Regions from separate parts of the Homo sapiens genome. Here region 1 is linked to region 2. A link is a loop called in an ENCODE intact Hi-C map of the cell type or tissue named here. Cell type or tissue: gastrocnemius medialis. All regions are shown on one strand. Links, peaks and the distances in the headings refer to the core of each region. The heading gives the core; the rest is flanking DNA. Region 1 overlaps ADAMTS2 (ADAM metallopeptidase with thrombospondin type 1 motif 2). Region 2 overlaps ADAMTS2 (ADAM metallopeptidase with thrombospondin type 1 motif 2).

Region 1 (9,894 bases), core at 1,327-9,326, 56 kb before region 2:
CGGCTTTCCTTTCCCTGCTCTCTTGCATCAAGTAGAGCTTCGAACGCAGGATGTGCCCATGTTGTGGTTTTATGGGGATGAGTGGCGGCGGTTGACCTTCCCTTTCAGTCAAGGAGGCTCTCTCAGTCCCTCGTGGTCTGTTAGGTGTCCCCTGTGGTTGGGGAGCAGTGCACCGGGCATGCACAGGGTTGTTTGCAGGCTGGCAGGAAAACTGCGGTCTTTGAAAGATGCCCTGAGTTTCTACGGGGGATGTGGTTCAGTGAGACACTTTCAGGAGAAGGCTGGCGAGTAGATTCGGTGGTACAACCTGGAGACTCTATGAATGTGGACTGAGGAGCCCTGTTTTGAGTCCCTGCCTTACCCTTCACAATGAGATAATTTTCTGCACTTCAGGGTTCCCATTGTGCAGGGCGGAGTTTGCACACTGGTGGGCCACGGGCCATGTCCACCCACAGATGAGTTTTGTTTGGCTTTTCCAGTGTTTGAAAATTTCTCACAAAGCTCAAGATTTCCAGTTTCTCTTGAGAACCAGGAAATCTGCCGGGCCTATGTGCTGGAGGGCTAGAGCTGAGCAAGGATGGAACCCTCTAGAAGGGTCCCACAGTTCCAGGTGCCTTGGGAGTCTCTGCTGCTCCCTATCATTACCCTGGCGGGCTTCACGCGCATTCACTCCCTGTGTAGGCACCTGAGAGTTTCTCTTATTTTGAGATGAGTGCTGCATGGGCTTTGGAACGGTCATTTCTTCCTCCCCTCTCTCTCCCTCTCCCTCTCCCTCTCCTTCCCATGACTTCAGTTTTTGGCCATCAGCCCCTGCAAGGTCCCGTGCGCTGGAGTCAGACGCGATCTCGCTCCAACACGTGGGCTTGGTTTTCTGCTCCCTCCCTCCCTGGGCGAGCGAGCCTCCTGTTTCTCATCTGTGAAAGGTAAAAGCTGATGACGGTAACTACTCTGGTGGGTTATGATGAGGATTAAATGAAGCGAGGGCCAGCACTGAGCAGCGAAGGGCCTGTTACTACAAGATCATATTTTCCTGATGGCGCTGCTAGGAGGGACCACAGTGTGAAAGCGCTTGGACACACGGAGCCAGGTGCAGATTTTGTCCCTTTTGAGAGCTCTGTGGGCGGGGCTTGGGCGGGCATGGGAGTGGGGGGCGGGGCCGGGGGCGGGGCACAGGCCGGGGTAGGATGCTCTCCCTGCCCCAGGCATCACCGGCCTGGGATGTGTTGCCAGTGGAGGCCGTTACTGTTCTGAAATGGAATTCCTGGGTCAGAATAAGAACAGATGTTTACTGGAAGAGGCCAGGAGCCGCTGACATCACCGAGAGCCCCTCAGGACATGGCTGAGGCCAAGGGTCCTCTAGCTCTTCCCGCCAATACAGCATTCCTGGGGCAGCTGCCCGGCTGGGGGTGGACACACACACACACACACACACACACACACGCACACACAAACGCCATTTCTCCACCAAATCCTTCCCACCTGAAAACAATTAGTCAAGATGCGGAAAAGATTTCCAGTCTGGAATGGGAGAAGAGTCTCGTGGCGGGCAGGCCCCAAGAAGGGAAATGGAGGTCAGTGTGGCGAGGGGATGTGCAGGACGGAGAGGCAGCCTTTGTTGGGGGAGCGCTCTGATCCCTTCCTCCGCACCCCTCAGCTGGGAGGACTTGGCCGCCTGGCCGTTCTCCTTTGGGAGTGAATCCGGAGGGTGTGGCCCAGAGGCGGCTGGCCTCGCTCCTGTCCTCCCATCCACACCTGTGCAGCTGGTGCCTGTGCCCCTGTCCCTCCCACAGGCCATCCCCAGGTCCACACTCCTGTGACTGCAAGTGACAGAAAACCGGGGCAGAAGCGGCTGGGGCCAAAGGGGGAATGCGGGGCTCAGGGCGGCAGCCCAGGCCTCCCGCACGGTTTCAGCTCAGCCGCCCTCCCCGTGGGTCCTGCCTGGGCAGTGCACCAGCCGCCCGGCAGAGAGAGGCCCAGGTTCCCCGAGGGTTTCTGGGAGAGCCCAGTGGTGAGTTCTCACTGGCTCAGGTTGGGTCACATGCTTCAGGCAAATCACTATGGCCAGGACAGCGGAGCAGGACTTCGGCTGGCCAGGCCTCGTCACAGGACTGCTGTGGCTCCAGGGCTGGCGTCTGTCCTCTGACCCTCTGGGAGTGGGTCGGGGAGAGGATGGGCCCCAGAGGAAAGCCAGGCTGATGTGTCAGGAGGAGCTATGGGTCCCCATTGCCTTCTGTCTCCAGGACATCTGCCCTGTCTTCTCCCTGCCCCCGTTTCTCCCACTCCCTTCCAGCTGCCCATGATAAGCACGCGGTCTCCCTTCCGTGCCCCACCCGAAATGCTCCCCATGGCTCCTCCACTTTGAGGGTAAAGCACAGGCCCCCAGAACCAGCATTCAAGGCCCCTCCTGACCATCATCATTTCCTGCTTGCTCTACCCACCATGTCCACCTTCCCGTTCATCCTGTGGGCCTGGGACAGGAGCTCCGAAAGATCACACACACCCATCAACTGTCAACTCTGCCCACGTTGGAAACAGTGCCTGTGGCAGGTGCAGGAGGGGACCATTTGTCTTGGCTGAAGTTGAATCTGAAAATGACCTAAGGACTTGAAGGAACCAGGGCCTAGTGTGTGTCGGGGTGTGATCGGGTGGCTGAAGAAGCTGAGACTCCTTGGGCCTCATGGGCTTTGCATTAGCAGAGCAGACAGTGGGGGGGTCCCTGAGGACCTCTGGGCTTTTGCCTGAATGCTGGGAACCCCATAGGCCTGGCCAACTTCTCATCACCCCTCTTCCAGCAAACCTTCCTGTCTTCTGTCCTGGTAGTTAGCACAGCTGTTCCATGTCGTGAACCCTCCTGCCAGCCTGGTGAGGCCCATGGACCCCTGATCAAAATAATGTGTTTAGTGTACACTACAAAATACAAAGGAAATAAATCTGATTGAAATAAAGCTATCGGCCAGGCATGGTGCCTCACGCCTATAATCCCAGCACTTTGGGAGGCCAAGGCAGGAGGATGGCCTGAGCTCAGGAGTTTGAGACCACCCTGGGCAACATGGTGAAACCCTGCCTCTACTAAAATACAAGGAACTAGCCGGGCGTGGTGGCGGGCATCTGTAGTTCCAACTATTCAGGAGGCTGAGGCACGAGAATTGTTTGAACCCTGGAGGTGGAGGTTGCAGTGAGCTGAGATCGCACCACTGCACTCCAGTTGGGGCTATAGAGTGAGACTCTGTCTCAAAAAAAAAAAAAAAGAGAAAAATAAAGCTATCAACATACACATGCTTTTAAAATTTTTAATCATTATTATACCTTACACATTTTTGATAATAATGTTATTGAGACATAATTCACATACTATGTATTTTACCAACTTATAACGTAAAATTCAATGAATGGCTTTAGTATGTTCACAGAATGGTGCAACCATCACCACAATTTTAGATCATGTTCAAGACTCTGAAAAGAAACCCCAGACCCTTTAGTAACCCCCAATTACCCCGTCCTCCCAGGCCTAGGCAACCACTGACCTACCTTCTGCCTGTATAGATTTGCCTGTTCTGGGCATTTCATTAGTATAAATGAATCACACAATATTTGCCCTTTGTGTCTGGCTTCTTTCACTCAGCATAATGTTTTCAAGGTTCATCTAGGTTGCAGCATGCATCAGAGCTTCATTACTTTGGATGGAAAGATATGATTCCATTGCATGGATGTACCACAGTTTTTTAAATCCACTCATGGGTTGATGGATTGGGTTGTTTCCACCCTTTAGCTCTTGTGAATAATGCTGCCAGGAACATTCATGTAAAACTTTTTTGTGTGCTTTTAATTGATGCATTAAATAATAAGACCTAGGAGTGCATCTTACAGCCTCTATAATTTAAGTTGTGCTGAGTGTAAACACCATTTGGTCTGGTCTGCAGCAGCGGTGCTGACAGTTGCCGAAGCCTGTGATTTCTGCCCTGACGGGCGCAGGTGCTGTTAAGTCTGGGGTTGCTGCCTCTCTCCAGAGTTGAAGGGAATGGCAGCTTTCAGTTCCCAGTTAGTAAAGATGAAGTTGAAGTGTTCTCTTTTCCCAGTTTATGGAGCCCAGGTTAAGAACTCTCCAGGGAGCTCCCACAGGGCAGTGACAGGTCCCAACGGCCCCTGGCAAGTGCTGTGGCCTGTGGCAGGACCAGGTGTCCAGATCAAGCTGGCGGCTGTTCTGCCTGCCCTCAGCCATGCTGACACCTGCCACGAAGCCTGGTGTCTGCTTCTTTCTCCTCCCCAAAGTATTCTCTCTGTCCTTAGCTTGGGAGTCCTACAGCTGGAGGGTGGGGGGCCCAGGCCCTCCTGGACTGCTGCCCCTGGGGCCCCATTGTCTTTCCTTCTGCCAGGCCATTTCCCTTCGCAGCTATTTAGAAGGGAAGGCAGCCAAAGGCCTGTCAGAAGGGGGACCACGGATGGATTTTCCATCAGATGTGCAGACCTGCTCCCTGACACTGGCTGGCTCGGTGCCTGCCTCTCGAGGGCACCAGGCCTCTGTCACTTCCTGTGCAGCCCCTGCCAGCCATGAGACAGGTGAGGGCTCCTTGGTTTTGTGGAGACTGTCAGTCTTGGCTCTGGAGTGGCCTCAGTCCTAGGCAGCTCAAGTTCTGCCTCCCGCCAGTCCTGTCTGCAGGCAGGATCCAGTCCTCACGCACCCATGCTGGGCACGGCCCTGCTTCCACACCGTGCTCAGGAGGAGAGCGTCCACTCCCAGGAGAGGACTTGCCAGGCACCTCTCCTTAGGGACACCTGCAGTTAGGGGTCTGGCGCCAGCTTGTGTGTGAGAGATTAACTCCCCCTGGTACCGTCAGGCCCCGAGTGAGGGAGCCGCAGCCCAGAGAGGCCTCTTTCTGTCCAGTTTGCATCGCCACATTTGGGTTTCTGTCCCGCCTGGCCTGGGCCCCACCTGCCTGCGGAGCTGCCGAGGCCCTCGTCTAGTGCCCTCCCAGAGGGGCCTTCAGTCCTGGTTCTTATATTACAGAGGCAGCCAGAGGCTTCCCTGACTCTGTGGCTGGCGCAGCCTTGACAAGTCATCTGGAATTGGCTCACGGCCTCCTCGCGTCTCCCGGTGTCTGATGTGGCAATGAAGCTCTATTTCAGGGCCTGCGGGAGGACCCAGCGTGGCTCAGGGTTTGTCCTCAAGGGAGGGCGTGGATCAGAGCCTGTAGTGCGGACCTGGGTGGGGGAGGGAGAACTGGACCCTGCACTCCCTCCTGTGTGACCATGGGCGGGTTATTTCACTTCTCTGCACTTTCAGAGTCTCCACCTTGAGATGGCCCCGTGAGGACTGATTCAAAGAAGGCACGGGCCGTGGGTGCATCCTCTGCTCCTCTCCCCACCTGCGCTGGGTCCCATCAGATTTTGGCATTCCCAGCACCGGCAGTCCTGGGGTGACTCACGATGGCTGGCAACTTTTTGTCCTGTCTTTAAGTTAAAAACTGTCGTATGTGCCTTCATATAAAACAGAATGCAGAAATAAGCCAAAAGGAGAAAATGGAAATCCCTGCAGTGCCATTAGCTTTCAACATTTTTGTGTGTCTCCCACGTCCATGCACATATGTGTAAACATACTTAATGACAAAAGGGTCGTATTGTACCTTCCCTTTGTGATCTGCCTCTGCCCATGCCACATATAATGGAAATATTTCTGGATCATCCAGTGTTCTGCCGGAACATCTTTCAATAGAGGCAGCATAATCTACTCAGGAAACATGGAGAGGCCGGGATCTCCAGGCACTTGGGTCTGTGGGCCTGGGGGCTGAGGGAGAGGCTGAGGAAAAGCACTCCCCAGCTTTTGACTTGCACAGATGGGTGGTAGAGAGGAAGGGTAGCTTGGAGAGAGGGTTTGTCACTGGGGCTGTCTCTTGGAAGGAGTCTGGCAGCTGGAAATGCAGGTCCTAGGTGCAGGGGCAAGGTCTGGGTAGAATTCGGGTTGGGAGCGCTCTGTATGGAGGGCTGTGGATTCCACATCCTAGGGTGGGTGGGCGGGCACCAAAGGAAGAGGGAGGCAGAAGGGGAAGGAAGTGCTCCTTGGCCCCCCACCATGTGCAGACAAGTGGAGGAGGCAGTGGAGTCTTAGGAGCGGGGCTGCCCACCTGCTAAAGGATGAGAGAGGTTCAAGAGGAGGGGGTTCAGGGAATTGGGATGGCAGGGGGCATCAGGCCCAGCAGCCAAGAGGGGGCTTTGCAGGGTCGCTGGGGAGTTGGTGGAAGCTAGACTGACCAGGTGAGGGGCCAGTGAGAGGCAAGGGAGTGGAGGGAAGCTGGTGCGCATGGCACACATGCTGCGGTGGGGCAGACATCAGCTGCGGAGGGTGTGCAGTCTTAGATGTGAGTGCAGTGTTTACGTGTGCGCTTGTGTAGATGTGTGTGTGGCCCTGCCTCGAGCACAGAGGATTTTAGGTGGCTTGAGTTTGCTCAGGGACCGAGGATGAGGATCCGGGAGATGGAGAGTTTGAAGCTATAGAAGAGAGAGTGTATTAGTCAGGTGTTATTCCTCAAGTGTTGGAAATCCAAGTAAAAGTGGCTTCAGAAAAAAGAAAAAAAAACTTATTGGTTAATCTGCAAAAAGAAAAATATCTAGAACTATCTAGCTTCAGGTGTGGCTGGATCCAGGTGCCCAAATAAATTTTCAGTTGTTTTTTTTCCCACATCCCCAACCCTTGGCTTTGCTCTCCTCTGTGTCGATTTCACTCTCAGGCCTGCTCTTCTCTGAGGCAGAAAAATGGATGCAGGCAGCTGCTGCATTACCTCCTCACAGGGCAACAACCCGGGGGAAACAGCTTTTCCTTTCCAACAATTCCAGCAATAGTTCCTGGATTTAACTTCATGGAATACCTTGTGGCAAGTCCTCATCCCTGAGCTATGTTCATGTAGTCAGATGACAACGTATTCTACCTGGCCTAGGCTGGGTCATGTGCCCTCCTTGCCCACTGGTGACGCAGGGATGAGAGCTGGTTCCTGAGTGACACAGGGGCTGTGCTATCAGAAGGAGAAGGGTGGGCCAGGAACAGTGGCTCATGCCTGTAATCCCAGCACTTTGGGAGGCTGAGGTGGACGGATCACAAGGTCAGGAGATTGAGACCATCCTGGCTAAAATGGTGAAACCTCGTCTCTACTAAAAATACAAAAAAAAAAAAAAAAATTAGCCAGGCGTAGTGGTGGACACCTGTAGTCTCAGCTACTCAGGAGGCTGAGGCAGGAAAATGGTGTGAACCCAGGAGGTGGAGCTCGCAGTGAGTCAAGATCGTGCCACTGCACTCCAGCCTGAGTGACAGAGCGAGACTCCGTCTCAAAAAAAACCCAAAAAAATGGAGGAGGGTGGACTCCAGGCAGGCTTAGGGTTCCCAAGGAAGTGGCTGGGGCCAGGATTGGGAGACCTGGAAGGCTGGAGGAGGGAGCTGCTGCCCAGGAGCACAGCAGGAGAGAGAAGGACACGAGGCAGACATGGAGCGGGAGGGAATTTCCTCCGTGGCCTCCCTTCCCTCACCAGGCAGGGCAGGGACAGTGAGGCTGCTGACCAGCCTCTACAGCTCTCCTGGGAGTCGGCTGGCTCTGCAAGGCAAACAGAAGGCTGGGGAGGTTGACTGATCACCGGCTGCTCCAGGAGCCGTCAGGCTGGGCAGCAGGAGTGGCCTGAATGCAGAGAAGCAAGCCTTGAGATCAGGCAGGGCAGTCTTCCTACATTAGGAGTCTGGGACCAGGCATTCTGTGGGCCAGGCCGGAGATGTGGCAGGCTGGGTGTGAACGTGCTGACCAGTGGGGACCTGGGTTTGGGTGCTGGGGAGCCAGGCGTAATGACTGCGGGGGCTGGTGAAGGCTGAGTCCAGTCTGCACGCATGCTTCCTGTGGTTTCTGGGTGAAAAGAGGGTCACAGCTTTTTGCCTCAACAGAGGGGAGAGGCTTCTATTCTACTGGTTGAGTGTGGATGGGGAGGGCTGGGAGGGGTAGGATGAGGTGGTAGAGACATACAATAAGCAAAAGGCCAAATAAACACCTTCTCAGGTAGTGGCAGGAACTGGGAAAGTAAGCAAGCAGGCAGTGAGGCTGGGAGCAGCAGGAGGGTGTGAGTGAGTGCATGTGTGTGGCTGATGTGTGAGCACGTCAGTGATGCATGTGTGCAAATGTGAGGCATGTGTGAGTGCATGAGTGTCATGCATGTGTGCACATGTGTGGGCGTGTGCATGTATAATGCATGTGCTTGATGCATGCATGTGTGCACTGCATGCCTGTACATATGATACCTGCATATGATACACATGTATGACCGATGCACATGTGTATGTGTGGGTAATGTCTGCCATGCACATGCATGGGGCATTTTTCTGGTGCATGTGTGTACTTGTGTGTAGTGCACATGTGTGGACATGTGTATGTGATGCATGTGTCACAGGAGATGCACATATGAGTGATGTGTGTGTGCATGCGTCTGCATGGTGCCTGTGTGACGCCTGCGTGTGAGTGCACACGTGGTGCATGTGATGCGTATGGACATTTGTATGTGGGTGCATGCATGCTGCATGTGGGAGTGCATGAGTGCACATGCATGTGTGTGGGGGCCTGTGTGTTGAGGGAATAGCTGTTGGGAACCCTCAGTCATAACAGGGCTGTGTGAAATCTTCAGCTGGAGGAAGACAGGAGAGAAATAGCGTGCAGCTGTGTTCCTAATGGCACACACGCCCCTTGCCCAGAGTGCATGGTGGAAGAGGGCTTTCTGGCCCAGGGACCAGCTCTCTTTGTGGCCCAGGCCTGCTGCTTTTGGGCTGGGGTCTGACCTTCCTGGAAGACCCTTCGGGGCCCCGCCTCTCAGAGGCCAGGCCCCAACGTCTCAACGCTCAAACAGCGACATCAGTGTTTCCCCCAGGGGAGTCATCCTGGGGAGGCTCAGCTCCATCCTGAGCCGAGGGGGCCTTGGCATTGCCCCACCTGCCCTGGTCTGAGAAGGAGCTGTCCTCTGCCTCTCTGTGGTCTCATGGGGACAAATGCCAGCCACTGGACAGTGGCCCTTGTCGTCTTCTAACTGTCAAGATTCCAAAAAGACGGAGGCGAGGGGTGTGCGGGAGCACCCTCTGCGTGTGCTTGGCTTCTTCCCCACCAGCCTTCTTGTGAGAGGGCTAGAAGCAGCTGTCCCACTTTGCAGTGGGCCCTGTCCCTCCTGGCAGGGCAGCTGTGGCCGTCCCTGGCTGTCCCCGCCCCGCCCGGCATCTCCTTCTCTCCCCATCCCCTGTCTAGCTGGCCCCGCCTCTCCTCCCTGTCTTGCTTTAGTCTCATGCCTTTTTAATGAGGGCTCAGCCTCCTGTGTGCTGAGGCTCAGCGGCAGCGCATTTAATTAATACTCTCGCATCGCAGTTCTTCAGAGTAAATGCTGCCATTTTATTCCTCACTAATTGGAAGGGGCTAGTTAAGCTCTGAGATAAATGACCCTTTCTGCTGGGAGTGTCTCAGCTCAGAGTCTCCATGAGAGTGGCTGGAGCCTTGGATGGGAAGGGCAGGAGGGCTGGCCTGCTGTGTTCCTCCTGGTCCAAGGGGGGCCTCTTTGCTAATGGCCAGGGTAGAGACGTGGCCAGGGTGAAGCCTGCCTGACCTTTGGGGAGGACGTGCAGGTGGAGGCTCTGCTGACCAGCAGGGCTTCAGATTCATCACTGCCCGTTCCTCATGTCCCGGCTCCACCCCAGCCCTGGATGAGCCCCAGGGACCCCAGGGAACCTTCAGTCTGGGTTTCCAGAACCTTTCCCTGGCCCAGTCTACACCTGCCTCCCTCCCTCACTGTGGACCAGCCCCACCTCTACCCTCCATCCTGTACGTCTGCTCCACTCTCCCCAGCTGGCGATGAGTCTGGCCAGGGAGTCTCAGCTGGTGCTGGCACGCTAAC
Region 2 (9,894 bases), core at 681-8,680:
GGCTTGGTGCTTCTGGCTGGCCTCTCCTGGAAGATTCAGGGTGGTTCTGGGGGCCTCTGCTCAGGCGAGGTGAGCTGGCCACGTGCCCTTGGCCATGTCTCTGATCCCAGATTCCATATGGTGCTTGTCTTCCTGAACATGGCAGCCCTTCCCCCACAGCCTGGCCGGCCTTGCCTTATTTTCTGGGCTTCTGCTGGTGTTTGGCATCTTCTGCTGAATCCTCCCTCCACCCCCACCCCCAATCCACATATCTTTAATGAGAACTTGAAATTCAGAACACAGGAAAGGAATTTCAATCTCAGAATAAGCCCAGAAACCATTGGCCTTAGAAGACGCTGGGTGAGGCCAGCTGCCAGGTCAGGGGTGAGGCTGGGCTGGAAGGTGGGGGTTTGGTAATGGGCTGTCGGGGAGGAGGTGAGCCTGTCCAGCCTTAGCTCCAGGCCTGGGGCCCAGGCTGTGGATGTGAGCGTGGGCCTGGGGCTATAGGTCTGGATCCCAGAACTTGGGGCTGGGGCCAAGTCCCCTTTGCTTGATGTTCCTGTCTGGTGTCAGCAGACCCTGCATGAGGGGCTCGGGCCTTCAGTGAGCTAGCTCCCACGCCATGCACCTAATCGTTCCCACGTGGCCCTGGGCTGAGATCGACACACTGACTGGAAGGGCACCAGGCCCAGTGAGTGCCGGAGCTGGGTGGAGGGCCCACGGTGACCTCAGGCGTCCAGCTTTCCATCTGCCTGGGCCTTTTCAGGGCCCAGAGTGGCAACTGGGAGATACATAAAAGCTGTGTCCTGTGGCCAGGCATAGTGAGGGGCACAGCCTGCCTGGCACACAACTCCAGGACCTGGGTGCGGGTGTGTGTGTATGTGTGTGTGTGTATAGGGGACCCTTTCTTCCAGTGAATTCTGAGGGAACCCTGATATATCAGTGTGGCCCTGGCAGAAGCTGGCAGGAGGTGCTGGCTGGCAGTTTCTTCCTGCCTCCCCAAAAGCAACGTCTGGAAGTGGGTGTGAAGCACCCTGCTATTTATGTTCTGCCGGGGAAGGTGACACACCTGCCCTGGGTGTCCCAGTGGGGGATGGGCATCTGTCTGGGTGGCAGGATATCCCTGCAGCGTCAGGGGTGCCTCCTTTTCAGGATGTCCTGTTTTCCCCGAGAAGCCCACGGGCTGCTCAGGGTGATCTCGGGGACTCATGGAGCCTCAGGGAATCATTTTCACTAATAGTCTCTGTCATCCAAGATCAGTTGCTGGATTGCAGATTGCCTGGGGGAAACGGATAGAAAATGACGGTTTTAAAGCATTTCACAGACAGGCCAGGGATGAGTGTGTGCACTGGGCAGCTTAGGCAACACCCGGGAGAGGATGTTATTAGGAGGGGCAAGGGGTGAGGGAGCGGGGAGGGTCCTTTTCTCTCCTCCCTGGCCATGCTGGCCTTGGCAGAAGGGTCCTGCTCAGTGCTGCTGGCCTGGGAACCTGGCCAGGACCGGAGGCCGAGCTCTGAGGCTGGGTGGCCTTTTGGGGAGCAGTGGTTGAGGTGTCCCCCCAGGCATTCTGACAGGCATCTCCAATCCCTGTTCTCTGCCCTTCCCAAGGCCAGCTCTGTGTCCAGGGACACTGTGCTGGGGTACAGGGACAGGGCACCCTGTGGCATTGTCCTCTCTGGTGTGTGTGCATCTCATCCTGTGTGGGACTGTTGAGGAGGGAGTCCTCACGGAGCTTGAAACAATAGGAACATTGATATGGTTTGTCTCTGTGTCTCCACCTGAATCTCATCTTGTAGCTCCCATAATTCCCATGTGTTATGGGAGGGACCCAGTGAGAGATGATTGAATCATGGGGGTGGGTCTTTCCCATGCTGTTCTCATGATGGTGAGTGGGTCTCACGAGATCTGAGGGTTTTAAAAACGGGAGTTGCCCTGCACAAGCTCTCTCTCTCTCGGCTGCTGCCATGTGAGACGTGCCTTTCATCTTCTGCCATGATTGTGAGGCCTCCCCAGCCATGTGGAACTGTAAGTCCAATAAACCTCTTTCTTTTGTAAGTTGCCCAGTCTCGGGTATGTCTTTATCAGCATTGTGAAAACGGACTAATACAAATGCCTCTCTCACAGCTCTGTGGGCCAGAAGTCTGAAATGAATCTCACTGAGCCAAGATCAAGGGTGGACAGGGCTGTGCTCCCTCCAGAGGCTCCAGGGGAGAATCTGTTTCTGGCCCATCCCCGCTCCTGGGGGCTGCCAGCCTCCCTTGGCTTGTGGCTGCATCATGCCAATCTCTGCCCCCGGGTCATGTCGCCCCCTCCTCTTCTGACGTGTCCCTGTGCTTCCCTCTTGCAAGGATGCCTTGATTACATTTAGGACTCACCCGAGTAATCCAGGACAGGCTTCTCATCTCAAGAGCCTTACTGCAAGCACATCTGCAAAGCCCTTTCTTCCCATAGAAGGTACCCGTCTCAGGTTGCAGGGATCAGGATCCAGCATCTTTGGGGGCACCATGCAGCCAGCTACAGGATGTGAATGGCCCTCACGTACAAGGCTGGCCACGCAGTGCACAGCACACCCGGGAGGCGCCCGTCTGGGTCACGCGGAGGAGCAGCACTGTAGGCTTCACTTAGGCCTCCCCAGGGCATATAGCCCAGAGGCACAGCCCAGGCAGGCCCTGGTCCTGCTGCCTCCCTCACTGGACCCTCCACCCTGTCGTGTGGGAGCTCTTCCCTGCATGTCTAAGTGCCAGTCTCAGCCTGGCAGTCCTCCCCCACCGCCCGCGTTAAGGGACCTGGAGCGGCTGACTCCAAGACCACGTGCACAGAGAAGCCAACCCTGTGCTGACACTGAGGGCCTGTCTTAGCTTCCCAGAGACTGACCTTGGGACTCTGTGAAGGTTGCCACACAGTGAGAAAGACCCCGAGTCACGTGTTGAGCATGTGGTCTCTGTTTCAGACACACAGTGCCATTTGCAGAAAGACAAGAGCTGCAAACTCAGAGCCTGCAGGGCCTGGCAGGCAATGCCAACAAGGACAGCAGTGGAGGAAAAAAAGATAATTGCACCCACCCTTGGCCTGGCTTTCATTTCTCTCCTTTTGATGGAAACGTGGAGACCAAGAATACATCTCCACTAAAAAGAAACAGCAGTGGGAATGCAGCCACACGTGGTGTCCAGCCCTGGCCTTGCCATGGGCACAGGGCGTCTGGGAGGCCCTGCAAGGAGGGACAGACCCTCCTCAACTCCCTTGACCTCAATTTGGTAGAAGTTGGGTCTGGTGCAGCTGAACATCCTATCAAGAAAATCCAGACATCAGACTTTTTATGTGAACTTTCCTGATGTTAAAATGTGGCTTAAAATTTCTGGAATGAGAGGATGAACTGAGAAGGCTCCAGGAATCCAGCCACGGCGCTGAGCTCAGTGAGTCGGCAACAGCTGGCTTGGCAGGGCCCAGGCCGACCCGGGTACGAGAGACAGCCCCTATCACCATGCGAAAGGACCAGGCCTCAGGGGTCTGGGGAGTCACTCAGGAAGTGCCTGGTTGGAGACACAGAGACAGGTCCTGGCACAAGGACGCTGGCCAGGTCCAGGGCTCAGCCAGCAAATCCAGACAAAGCCCTCTTTCCACAGAAGCCTCCACATCAGCTCTCTGCCTCCAGCCCTGGGCCCTGCACACCCAGTGGGAGCTGTCATGCCTGGGGTCCCCTCCCGTGCTCACTATATAGACCAAACAAAACACGGTCCCCCATTGGCTACCCATGCTTTCTGTGATGCAGAGGTAGAAGCATCTTCTGCCCTCCTCTGTGGGCTGCTCTCCTGGGGCTCGCCCCGGCCTGGCCTTGGGACAGAGGAGGGGCAGGTGCTTCCCATCCTGGGGAACTGCTACCAGGCTGCTGTGCACACACCCTGCTGGGCTGAAGGAAGAGAAGTCAGACAGCAACGTGCCAGTGACCTTGGCTGCCTCCACCCCAGACACCGCCGGTGCCAAGCCTCTGCCTGCTGCTGTCAGGCTGCAGCATCCTCCCTGACGGGCAGACGAGGCACGCCACCACGGGAGCCTCTCAGCCTCGCTGCACCAAGGAAGGCCCTCCAGGAGACAGAGGACAAGCGCCGGCACTGGGCAGCTCCTCCATGTGGCTGAGCGTGGCTGCCACCTGCAGCCCACAGCCAGCCCTTCCCCACCAGGCCAGGAAGAGCCCCTCCTGACCCACAGTCTCCACCCTGTGACTTTGCCTTGAGTTGGGTAGGAGTTTTCCAGGCCGCAGGGGATCCTGGGGGAAGAGTGGGCGGCGGGGGTGGGGGCGGACCTCAGGCATGACAGTTCCCCCTGGGTGTGCAGAGCCCAGGGCTGGAGGCAGAGAGCTGTGGGGCAGCCTCCATGGAAGCAGCAGCCTTGAATGACCCAAGGTGGGGATGGCGCCCTCCAGTCTCACAAAGAGTTGAGTGTTTCAGCAAGCTCGTACTGGTTGCAGTGTGAGGGAGGCTGGTGGGGGAGGCTGGAGCAATGGCACAGGAGAGAGAGAGGAGCTCTGTTCTGTCAGACCACAGGACTGGGGAGCAGGCGAGACTCATCCATTCAGTGGCGAGCAGATAGCCAGCCCCACTGACACAGCGGATGTGAGGCTTGGCCCAGGTGGGGGCTGGGGGGCCCAGGATGGGGCAGGAGGGCCGTGTGCTTTGTTGGGGGGTGCCAATTTGCTGAATGCCAGGTCAGAGAGCCTTTCTGCCCTGTAGCTGTCGACGTCCATCTCAGCTTCCTGTGGCTGCTGTACCAGGTTACCCACACCTTAATGGCTTAAAACAGCACACCTGCATTCCTCACAGTTCGGGAGCTCAGAACTCTGAAATAGGATTTTAGGGGCTAAGATCAAGGTGCTGGCAGGGCTGGTTCCTTCGGGAGGCCCCAGGGCAGAATCCATTCCTGGCCCCTCCCAGCTCCTGGGGGCTGTTGGCGTTCCTTGGCTTGTGGCAACATTGCTGCAGTCTCTGCCTCCCTGGTCACGTGGCTTCTCCTCTTCTATAGCCAGCTCTCCCTCTTAGAAGGACACTTGTGATAACATTTAGGGCCCGCTGGGACCATCCAGGTTACTTTCCCCATCTCAAGACCCCTGATTTAAACACATTTGCAAAGTCTCTTCTGCCATATAAGGTAATGCTCACGAGTTTTGGGGGATTAGGACATGGACGTCCGGGGGTCATGATTCAGCTGACATGTCTAAGTGTTGAACCTTGGGTCCTAAGGGAGAATGGAGAGAGGGCTTTGGCTGGATTTGCAGGGTGAGCCCTGGACCTGGCCAGCGTCTTGTGCCCAGACCTGTCTCTGTGTCTCCAACCGGGCACTTCCCAAGTGACTCCCCAGACCCCTGAGGCCAGGGCCTCTGGCGTGGTGATAGGTGCTCTCTCTCATACCCTGGTCAGCCTGGGCCCTGCCAAGCCACTGTTGCCGACTCACTGAGTTCAGCGCCTCGGCGCTGGATCCCTGGAGTCTTCTCAGCTCATCCTCTCTTTCCACCCTGGAGCTGAGCCTGCAGCCCAGGCCCCGGGAAACCCAGGGAGAAGCACTGATTGTGAAACCCGAGGCGGCTCCGGGAGGCGTGCTTCAGGGCTGAGCGCACCCTTGGCAGACGCCGCGGCGCTCCTGTCCTCGTGCAGACCGGGCCCTTGGGATGGCTGTTGGAGATGCCAGCGCGGTGATGTGGCCCACGCGGAAGGGGTGGGCGGGGGCCGGCGCTGGGAAAGCCGAGGCTGCACATTCTCCGAGGCTGGAGTTGCCTGGGGTCAGCCGGGGAGAGCAGGAGGGGCCAGCTCCCGGGCCTGGCTGGCTCTCTGGCTGGAGTCTGCTGCTCAGAGCGCTGCCCTGTGGGTGCTTCCCACCCCCTGGGCTGTGAAGGCAGAAGCGAGGCTTGCAGCCCCAGCGAGGGCTGGGCCCCCCTTATTCCACAGTGGAGACGTGCCAGGGTGTGCTCCCCCTCCACGGCGTCTGGGCCTGGCACTCCGCCTGACAGCCCCCACGTGCGCAGCAACTCCCCTGTGCCTCCGACATAAATTTAGTCCCTGAGTCTCAGGCTTGCCCTTCCCCCGCCACCTCTCCCCTCCCGACATGGTTTCTGGTTCAGGGGTGGAGCCGACCAGGTAAATGTGGCTGGCAAGGGCCTGGATCTTTGGTGGAGCACCGTGGGCAGGTGACAAGCCTGACCCGGAGGATGGTGGCCTTGGCCCTGGCTTGGCTGCAGCCCCAACTCGAGTGCAGGGGACAGTTCTGGAAGACCGGCCAGTGGTTCTGAGGAGCTGCATTAGGGCTGCTCCCACAGATGCTTCCAGCACTAGGTGGGTGAGTGGGGTGGGCAGCGGGCAGTTTGGTGCAGGGTTCAGTGTGCTCAGCCCCACCCGGCATGCTGCTGTTGGTGCAGGGGTCAGTGTGCTCAGCCCCGCCCGGCATGCTGCTGTTGGTGCAGGGGTCAGCGCTGGTGCAGGGGTCAGCGCGCTCAGCTCCGCCCAGCATGCTGCTGTTGGTGCAGGGGTCAGTGTGCTCAGCTCCACCCGACATGCTGTTGTTCTGGCTCACTAAGGGGCCCAGAGCAGCTCACCCAGCCCCTCAGGATCTCAGAACCTGGGTGCTGAGATCTCCACTGTACCTGGGTGCAGTGGCACAGGGGCTGCTGGAATTACGCAGGGCACAGGGCGCCTGCCCAGTGCTCACTGCGACACTTGCTCTCCGTCCCCTTTCCCTCCTCTGCCTCGCCATCTTCCACAGACACAGTGAATTGATACTTTCTTTCCTTCCCTTGGATCTGTGTTGGGAATGTCCTCCAAAGAGCTTTTCGGGTTTTGCACAAGGTAACAGTCCCTGGCATGCAGACAGTACACGGCTCAGGGGTGAAGCTGTGATCTGCTCACGGGGGCATCTGGCGTTTGATCAGCAACTGTGGGCTGGGCATGCCCCCTCTTTTCAGGTCCCCAGCATGGCAGAGGCAGGCTTCTGGGAGAGAGGCATGTGTCCAGGGCATCTTTTCATGTCTGTGACATCTGTGCCTTGGATGTAGGAGCCTGCTGGCTGGGGTGAAGTTTGGGCAAGGAGCAGTGGGACCTGCTTGGGACCCAGGTGAGGCTTCCTTCATGCCCTGGCTGCCCCATGGATGACGGTGAAAGAGACATGGGCACCCTGCATAATGGGGACAAAGGGACTGCATCCCATAGTGGGTCCCTAGACAGAGGCCTCTTGGGGATAGAGAGGGGTGGGGCGACAGGTGAGAGGCGTTGGGTACCAGCATCAGGGCTGCAGAGGCAGCTGTAGGGACATCTGAAGGGGACAGGAAGCTCTTCCCCAGCAGCAGCGAGGACAGGCCTGGCTCAGAAACTGCATTTGGGTCCGAGGTCCAAACTCTGCCAGTTTGTGCCAGCCGGAGGCCTCTGACCACAGGCCCCATCTCCTCTCAGAATTCTCTGCAGGTTGGCAGACACTTCAGCCAGCTCCAAGCCTGAAATATTTTCTATAAAAATTTCCAATTTTCTTTGACCCGTTTCTCTTTGAAATTAATCCTAGGCAGCGCTGTGCTCTGGGCCCTGAAGGAGCTCTGAGCGGGGAAAGGTCGCGCAGTCAGATGGGCGTGCTGGCGTCTGTCTTCTCTCTCTCCTGCTCTCTGGCTTCATTTTTCTCTCCTTCTGTCTCACCTTCTTTCGTGTGCCTGTGCACACACACGTTTGGGACAAGGGCTGGATTCTTCGGCTGGGATGTCTCTCAGAGCTCTTGACTTGGTCCCTTTGGCTGGGGCTTGCCGTGAGGTGTGGGCTGCGCCACGAGCACAGCTGGTAGAGAACCCGGCCAGGAGCGCAGCTCACGCCTCCCACGCCTCCCATCCCAAACTGTCGGCACACCCAGAGAGAGCCTGCAGGACAGGACAGGAGGTGACCTGGGCACTGGGCCTGTGTGGAGAGGTGGCTGGTGCGCTGGTCTGGTTGGGAAAAGGCCGGGCACCTGAATGCCATGCGGGTTCATTAATGCTCAATAATAATGCTGCTCCCCAAATCATGGGGGAATAATGCTGCTCCCCAAATCATGGGGGAATAATGCTGCTCCCCAAATCATGGGGGAATAATACTGCTCCCCAAATCATGGGGGAATAATGCTGCTCCCCAAATCATGGGGGAATAATGCTGCTCCCCAAATCATGGGGGAATAATGCTGCTCCCCAAATCATGGGGGAATAATGCTGCTCCCCAAATCATGGGGGAATAATGCTGCTCCCCAAATCATGGGGGAATAATGCTGCTCCCCAAATCATGGGGGAATAATGCTGCTCCCCAAATCATGGGGGAATAATGCTGCTCCCCAAATCATGGGGGAATAATGCTGCTCCCCAAATCATGGGGGAATAATACTGCTCCCCAAATCATGGGGGAATAATACTGCTCCCCAAATCATGGGGGAATAATAGCATTAGCAGCTCTACTGCTTAGGGGGAGACTGAGGCTCAGAGAGGGCACCTTGCCTGCTGCCACAAGTGTATTTTCCTGCATTCACTCGTCACGTTCTTGCTATGTGTCCACCATGTGTCTGACAGGACTGGGTGCTGGGGCTGTAGCAGCGGAGGAACCCGATCGAGTCCCTGTTCTCTGGGCTCACAGCCCCGCAGGGGAGACCTGGTGAGCAGATGCTCGCAGACAGTGGAGAATCCTGTGAACAAAGTAAAACGGGGTGAAAGGGCAGCGTGAGAAGGCAGGTAAGGGAGGGAGGCGCCCCAGGTTGGTGATGATGGGAAAGCCCAGCCCTGGGAAGGGTGTTCCAGGCAGAGGGAACAGCACATGCAGGAGCCCTGAGGCTGGAGTTACCGCAGCGTGACCAAGGGGCAGAAGGAAGAGCTAGTACCTGGAACTGAGGACGTAATGGGGGAGTGGGAGGCGTGCAGGGCCGGGAGGGATGGGTGGCACTCATCGCTTTGAAGGGACGGTCACGGTACGGGGTGAGAATTCATTCCCTGTGCGGTGGAGGCCTTTGGAGGGTTTTCGGTGGACGGTGTGGAAGCAGGGAGGAGTCCCGGTGACAGATGGCGGTGGAGGCAGTGGGTTCAGGATGAGTTTGAGGTGGAGCTTCCGGGACGTGGTGTGAAGGAAGGAATCAAGGACACATCCTGCCCCTGAGAGGTCACGTGGCTGGGAGGCTGGCTGGTGGCCTGAGGCTGGCCGGGCAGGTGTGCTGGTGGGGGTGGCCGGGCAGGTGTGCTGGTGGGGGTGGCAGGTTAGGTGGTCTGGGCCACGTGCAGGAGTCAGAATTGGCACCCATCACTCTGACTCCACAGCTGCCCGCTTCCACTGCTCTGCACTGCCCTGGCCCAGAGGGAGGTGTTTTCCCAGGAAAGAAGGTGCCAAGGCCAAGACCCATGTGTTCCCAGACTCACGGGGCGGGGGCAGGAGCCCCCAATGCAGCCCCACAGGCAGCCAGGCCCTGGGATGCACTGCCACCTCCTCTTGCTCCGGGAGGCAGAGGCTGTGCTCTGTGGGGCGGGCTGTCAGGGACAGTGTGAGGTTTGGGGTCCCATGGACGTGTGTGCATCCTTGTTTGTCTAGCAGGACCGGTCCAGCTTCCCCTTGCCTGCCACTGTGGGGAGGGACCCCAGACTGGCCGGGATGAATGGATGCAGGAACTGTGGCCTGCACGTACTTAGGAGTGTGCAGGGCAGGGTGTGTGGCTGCCTCTAGGCCTTTGCAGGCAGAGCCTTCCTGTCCACCCCAAGGGGCCGCAGGCAGCGCTACCAGCTGTTCCCCACACAAAAGCTGCCCGAGACAGCTGGAATGCTCCCTGCTCCTGGTGCAAACTCTCTTGAAACTCAGGGGTGGGGACATCCTGGGAGCTGACCTCAGGTTCTGTTCCTGCAAATAGGTATCTGTTGCTGACCCGGCAGATGGCGGCCTGAGCCAGCCCAGA

The links. A loop is a pair of places that touch in the nucleus more often than their neighbours do. Peaks named below come from ENCODE experiments on the same cell type or tissue, not always from the same donor. Only the 100,000 strongest peaks of a DNase experiment are listed, where the experiment ranks them.
Region 1: a loop joins it to region 2, with 2.4 times the contacts of the local background. A loop is called at or near these places in 8 of 110 quality-filtered maps.

Annotation. Positions count from the first base shown.
Region 1 is chr5:179,317,748-179,327,641 of GRCh38, reverse strand. All of the region lies in intron 2 of ADAMTS2 (ADAM metallopeptidase with thrombospondin type 1 motif 2), which reads left to right. Among named protein-coding and RNA genes, the nearest start is that of ADAMTS2, 23 kb to the left of the region's middle. RefSeq lists an enhancer at 7,105-7,604. In gastrocnemius medialis, for the core only: no CTCF peak of the experiment used is centred there; DNase peaks (open chromatin) are centred at 1,331 and 5,091; H3K27ac peaks cover 819 bases.
Region 2 is chr5:179,261,495-179,271,388 of GRCh38, reverse strand. All of the region lies in intron 3 of ADAMTS2 (ADAM metallopeptidase with thrombospondin type 1 motif 2), which reads left to right. Among named protein-coding and RNA genes, the nearest start is that of ADAMTS2, 79 kb to the left of the region's middle. RefSeq lists enhancers at 5,230-6,123, 6,124-7,019. In gastrocnemius medialis, for the core only: no CTCF peak of the experiment used is centred there; DNase peaks (open chromatin) are centred at 1,498, 3,968 and 5,568; H3K4me3 peaks cover 498 bases; H3K27ac peaks cover 1,175 bases.